Regions from separate parts of the Homo sapiens genome. Here region 1 is linked to region 2. The links are chromatin loops, found by intact Hi-C in ENCODE. Cell type or tissue: B cell. All regions are shown on one strand. Region 1 overlaps RB1 (RB transcriptional corepressor 1). Region 2 overlaps ITM2B (integral membrane protein 2B).

Region 1 (2,500 bases), 54 kb before region 2:
ATTACGGGCTTGAGCCACTGCACCCCGCTGCCAACCTTTTGAGTATATGAAGCTGGCAGAGAAATAAAGCGTCGTCCCTCTGCGCGTCCCTCCCCTTCTGCTAGAATGTTTCTCAGGAACGCTACTCCAGGGGTTGCTCCCCAGTCCAAATGGGAGGCCTTTGGCCCACCAGGGAGCTTTAGGTTCCCCGGGTGCTTCTCGGAGGCTGACGAGGGGGTGGAGAGCGTGTCGGTGAGCGCCCGGGTGCAGATGCTCATCAGCACGCTGCAGCGCAGCGGGGTTGCTCGGGGCACCACCGATGAGCGCGCTGCACAGAGGGGCCACAGGGCAGACGCCAAGCCAGCTGCCAAGCCCACCGTGCACAAGGAGCAGCCCGCATTGCCTGCCTGTGGTCTTGTTGCTGACTTTGACCCCATGAGGGAGGAGGAAACTGCAGACTTTGGCCCGTTGGTGCTAGATTCAATGATGATTCCGTGGACCGGGACATTGCGGAAGCCATCCGGGAGTACCTAAAGGCAAAGAGTGGAGCCGCACAGCCCGGGGCTGGCAGGGGCCAGCCAGGCGCAGCCCAGCCTTCCAGGGCTGCAGGCAGTGGCAGTAGATGTAAGCCAGAACTATCTCACGGCAGTGCCCCGACTTCCGTGTGTCCCCCCAAAACTTGTACCTGGCTCAGGTGGTGGCCCTGGCAGCCAGGTGAGATCCAGTGAGGACTAGGGTTCTGCCTTCCCGGTCAGAGCGAGCAGCAACGACTCCTTCGAGCAGAGCATTAAGGCGGAAATAGAACAGCTTCTGAATGAGAAGAGATAGCATGCGACCCAAAAATGTGATGGGGTCAATAGATAAAAAACCAGACCCAAACGAAAATTCGACCAAGTCACTCTTGAAATCCCACGAAGAGCTAGCCGCAAAGGTGGCGCATCGGCAGGGTCTGAAGGGCGCCCATAAAGAGTTCGCCTTTCGCAAACCTCCCCGGTTAGCAAAGACGAACGTGCAGCCCAGAAGCCTCAAGTCCAGGGTCACGACCAAGCAGGAGAACAAGGGCAGCCCGAAGCCAGCAGCCCCCTGCAGCCCTTCAGAAGCACCACAGAATAAAAGCGGGGTCAAGAGGAGCGCTGGCGCCCTGAGAAGGGGAAAGCAAGTCACAAGTGCGGCGCAGGCGCCCGAGGCGTCAGACTCCAGCAGCAACGACGGCACTGAGGAGGCCATCCAGGTGTACTAGCTGCGGCAAACACGCAAGGAGGCCAACGGGGACCTGCCCCAGAGGGCCCAGCGCCGGGAGGAGAGAGGACGCCTGACCCCGCACACAGCACAAGCAGCGCCACAAAAAAGTGCCTTGCGCGAGACCCACAGGAAAACACCCAGCTAGAGGAAGCCAGTGGCCACCAAGGCCACAGACCCTTGCCCGGGGTGCCTAGACGCTGACCATTCCCCACAAGCTCCCGAAGGAAACCAAAGCTCCGCCTCCAGCGAGCCCGGCTTCCAGGAACGAGTTTGTAGAACGGTCCTCGTGCCAGGCAGACACGTCCGCTGAACTGACGCGCGCGGAAGCAATCTTGGGCATTTCCAAGACTACCCTGCCGGCCCCCATGTAAGGCAGCAACAGGTCCCTTTCTGCAAGCCCACGCTTCTACTCCCTGAACGTGCCTTCCCGCTCTGACGGCGACAGTAGCTCCGTGGACAGCGACGACAGCATCGATCAGGAAATCCAGACGTTTTGACCCTCAAGGCATAGTCGGGGAGTTTGCTGGCCAGAGGTGAGAGCTGCTCGCAGGCTGCCCAGGGCCCACTTTCACCGCCTGGCCCCAACAGCCAGACCAGTGGCCCCAAGGCCCCCCTCTCTAAAACACCGGACCCGCTGCTGAGCTGCAAAAGGAAACGTAGAGGCGGCGGCCATGCCATGAGGCCGTCCACGCCCAAGAAAACGCGGGAGGTGGTGAAAGATGGTGGCCAGGATGCCGACCACAGCCAGGCGTGAGCCGTGCCCGGCCATGAGGGGCGGGACCTGCCCGTCCAGGGCAAAGCCAGCGAGGTCCCGGGAGGGGAGGGCGCAGCCAAGGGGCCCGGCGACACTCGCATGACGCAGGGCCAGGGTAAGACAGACGAGGTGAGGCACCTGGACGAGAAGGAGAGCTCCGAAGACAAGAGCAGCTCCCTGGACAGTGACGAGGACCTGGACACGGCCATCAAGGACTTAAGGTCCAAGCGAAAGCTCAAGAAGAGGTGCAGGGAACCCAGGGCTGCGTGCAGGAAGGTCAGGTTCAGCACTGCCCAGATGCACTTCCTGGAGCAGCTGGGCGGGCTCCCGAGAGACTGGAAAGACAGAAGCCCGCCGGTGCTTAATAGCTGACTCTCCAAGTCCAAGAGAGACAGCGGCGAGGGTCCAGGGAACAAACCTCCCAGTGTCTGTGGCAGTATGGCAGAGAAGACGAAGCAGGAGGGCGTCAGGAGCCAGGACACGGCCCCGGCCTTCCGAGTGAGGGGATGCGCCTCTGCCTCCGCC
Region 2 (2,500 bases):
TGTAGTGCCAATCCCTTTTGATAATCACTGGGCCTTAAAAGAATGTTGGTATGTTTTAAATGTGGAAAACCATCTGGCCCAAAAATACTATCCTAGAAGAAGGTGGCATTATGGAAGAAGACATAATCTTGGCTTGAAACATTTGTGGATATATATACACTTCTGTCATATGAAAATCTTAATATGGCCCCCACAGAACATTTTACTTAAAATGAGGCTCTAACTTTGAACAACAAGCCCATCAAGATGAAATAGCCTCAAAGTATAACCCTTACTAGCTGAACTCCATTTCATGGAGTTAATCCATGAAATGTAGCTCATTCATTCAACAAACATTAATTTCCATCTGAATAATGAAGATTGTCTGCCCAAAAAAACCCCCTTTGGTTTTAGTGAAGTAGATACCGTATTTCCTTTTTTTCTAGCTATAGTTACCAGATGTTTATTCCTTCCTTCAGTGTCAAGAAAACCTATTATGTGCCAAATACTGAGGACACAGTATGAGCATTTTGCTAATAGTCTAGAGGAGGACTTCATGAAGACAGGTGATGAAGTATCATGAAAGGTATGAGAAATAGAGAGCTATGGTGGCATCTCTGAGGAAACTTTTAGTCTGAGATCTGAAAGATGAGTAAGAGTTAACTTTTCTTTGTGGAGGGCAGGGGGTAGAGTGGGGACAGAGACAACTGTTTCAGGCAGGGCTGCAAGCTTATATGAGGCCAAAACTAAAAGGCTAGGATGCAAACAGAGAAATGGTGAGAGAAGTCTAGTGAGGGCAGGATTTTAGGGCTTGAAAAAAGGATTTTCTCTTAAGTGCAGCAGGACACCATCACTGAATCTTATATTCAAGGCAACTCACTCAGACCCATGGGGATGAGATCTGAGGAGAAAGTCAGACAACTGGTTGGGAAATATAATACCCAGAATAAAAATGACAGTGGGCAAGACTAGGGTGGTACGGGAAGGAATCATTCATTCATTCAATAAATAAGAGCTGCAACTATGTGTCAGGTGCCCTACTAACGTATTGAGCAGTCTAGTGGTGGAAATCTATTAACCAAACAAGCAACAAGGACAAAATATAAAATATTAATTATATTCAAGTCACAAAAAAGAGACAGATGATGCTATGAGACTGAGAAACAAGAGAAGCCTTTCCTAATGGTTCAGGAAAATCTTCTCTTGAGGAAGGGTCACCTGAACTAAATTCTGAAGGTTGAGTGGAAGCTAACTGAAGGGTGTCGGGTGAGGAGATGGAAATAATCTTCAGGAAGTAAGAATAGCATTTACCAAGAAACAGTAAGTCAGGCAATGTGGTAGGACACTAGGAGCAAAGAGGGGTGTGATTAAGATGAAGCTGGAGAGTGGGTTGGGACTGGACTGTGCAGCATTAAGTATTTTGGTCTTTATCCTAAGAACCAGGGGAAGCCAGGAAAGTGTTTTAAGCTGGGGTGTGACAATGAAACCATCAAGTTCGTGTTTTGGAAAGATTGTTGTGGCTTACGGGTGGGTGTGGGGAAGCAGAGAGAACCACTAGAGCAGAACAGCAGGAAGCTGCTAGGAGGTGGAGGACACAGTGACTGTGAAGACTGTGGGGTTTCTGGCTTGGGTTTCTTAAATATCCTCCATTTGCGACGGGGATAAGACCACACTGTTTGGAAAGAAGAAGGCGTTTGCATCTGCTTAGTCACTAGGGCAAGAACTAGGTCATTTTGTGTCACACATTATTGTATCGCACGTTAAACTGTTGGGGAATGGGACTGAGGAAGGAGGATGGTAGAAGGGCGGGAACATTTACTTTTTACCTTCAAAAACTGTATTATTTGATATTTTTACAATGAAAATATAAACACAAATGCAAGCTTAAAAATCAGATACAGAAGTCCCATCAAATTATTTTAAGTGGGAGGAAGCTAGGATTATCTTGTTTTATACCACTTAGGTCTCAATTTTGACCCCTAAGCCCACTCCCACTCATCCTGCTTCTCAGAACCAATCTGCAATAGGTGGCTGGAAGATTAAAAGTGTGGAATCTACAACCCATACATGTGTGCTATCAGGAAATAATTTATGGCCTCAAAATTCAGTAAATATTTCAAAAAAAATCTTAAATTGTGCTTAATTTTTTCAGTAAGATAAAAGCCTAAAATGATCAATAGAGAGCTGAGACTAAATCATGCTTCTTCCTCAAAAAAGCATTAGCCACAAAGACTCAGAAAGAAGAACGCTAGCAATAACTTTGGACAAGATATTGAACGAACTGATGGCTGTGTAGCTTTGTGGAAATGAAGAAATGTTCTTTTTCTAAATAGATACACATGAAGTCCTTATCTAGGAACCTAAGTCCCAAAGAGTTAAACATGCAAAGATTAGTGTGCAATAGAGTAGGATTTATATAACTCTGGGCAACAAACTCTTTGCTAGGTGGAAGAGAAGATGTCTAGTAAACTACTAAATGTTCACTTAGCAGAATCTTAGAGATTCTGCCCATATTAATTCA

Evidence for each region. Hi-C counts contacts between places; a loop is a spot of excess contacts. Peaks named below come from ENCODE experiments on the same cell type or tissue, not always from the same donor. Only the 100,000 strongest peaks of a DNase experiment are listed, where the experiment ranks them.
Region 1: a loop joins it to region 2, with 4 times the contacts of the local background. A loop is called at or near these places in 11 of 110 quality-filtered maps.

Annotation. Positions count from the first base shown.
Region 1 is chr13:48,318,080-48,320,579 of GRCh38, reverse strand. The region is part of intron 2 of RB1 (RB transcriptional corepressor 1); the gene reads right to left. It also overlaps the pseudogene PPP1R26P1. Among named protein-coding and RNA genes, the nearest start is that of RB1, 16 kb to the right of the region's middle. In B cell, no CTCF peak of the experiment used is centred here; DNase peaks (open chromatin) are centred at 1,109, 1,299, 1,519, 2,389 and 1 weaker place; H3K4me3 peaks cover 2,345 bases.
Region 2 is chr13:48,264,492-48,266,991 of GRCh38, reverse strand. ITM2B (integral membrane protein 2B) reads right to left here. Exons shown (of 6, transcript NM_021999.5): 6 at 1-2,500. Among named protein-coding and RNA genes, the nearest start is that of ITM2B, 33 kb to the right of the region's middle. In B cell, no CTCF peak of the experiment used is centred here; a DNase peak (open chromatin) is centred at 1,521; H3K4me3 peaks cover 1,963 bases; H3K27ac peaks cover 2,500 bases.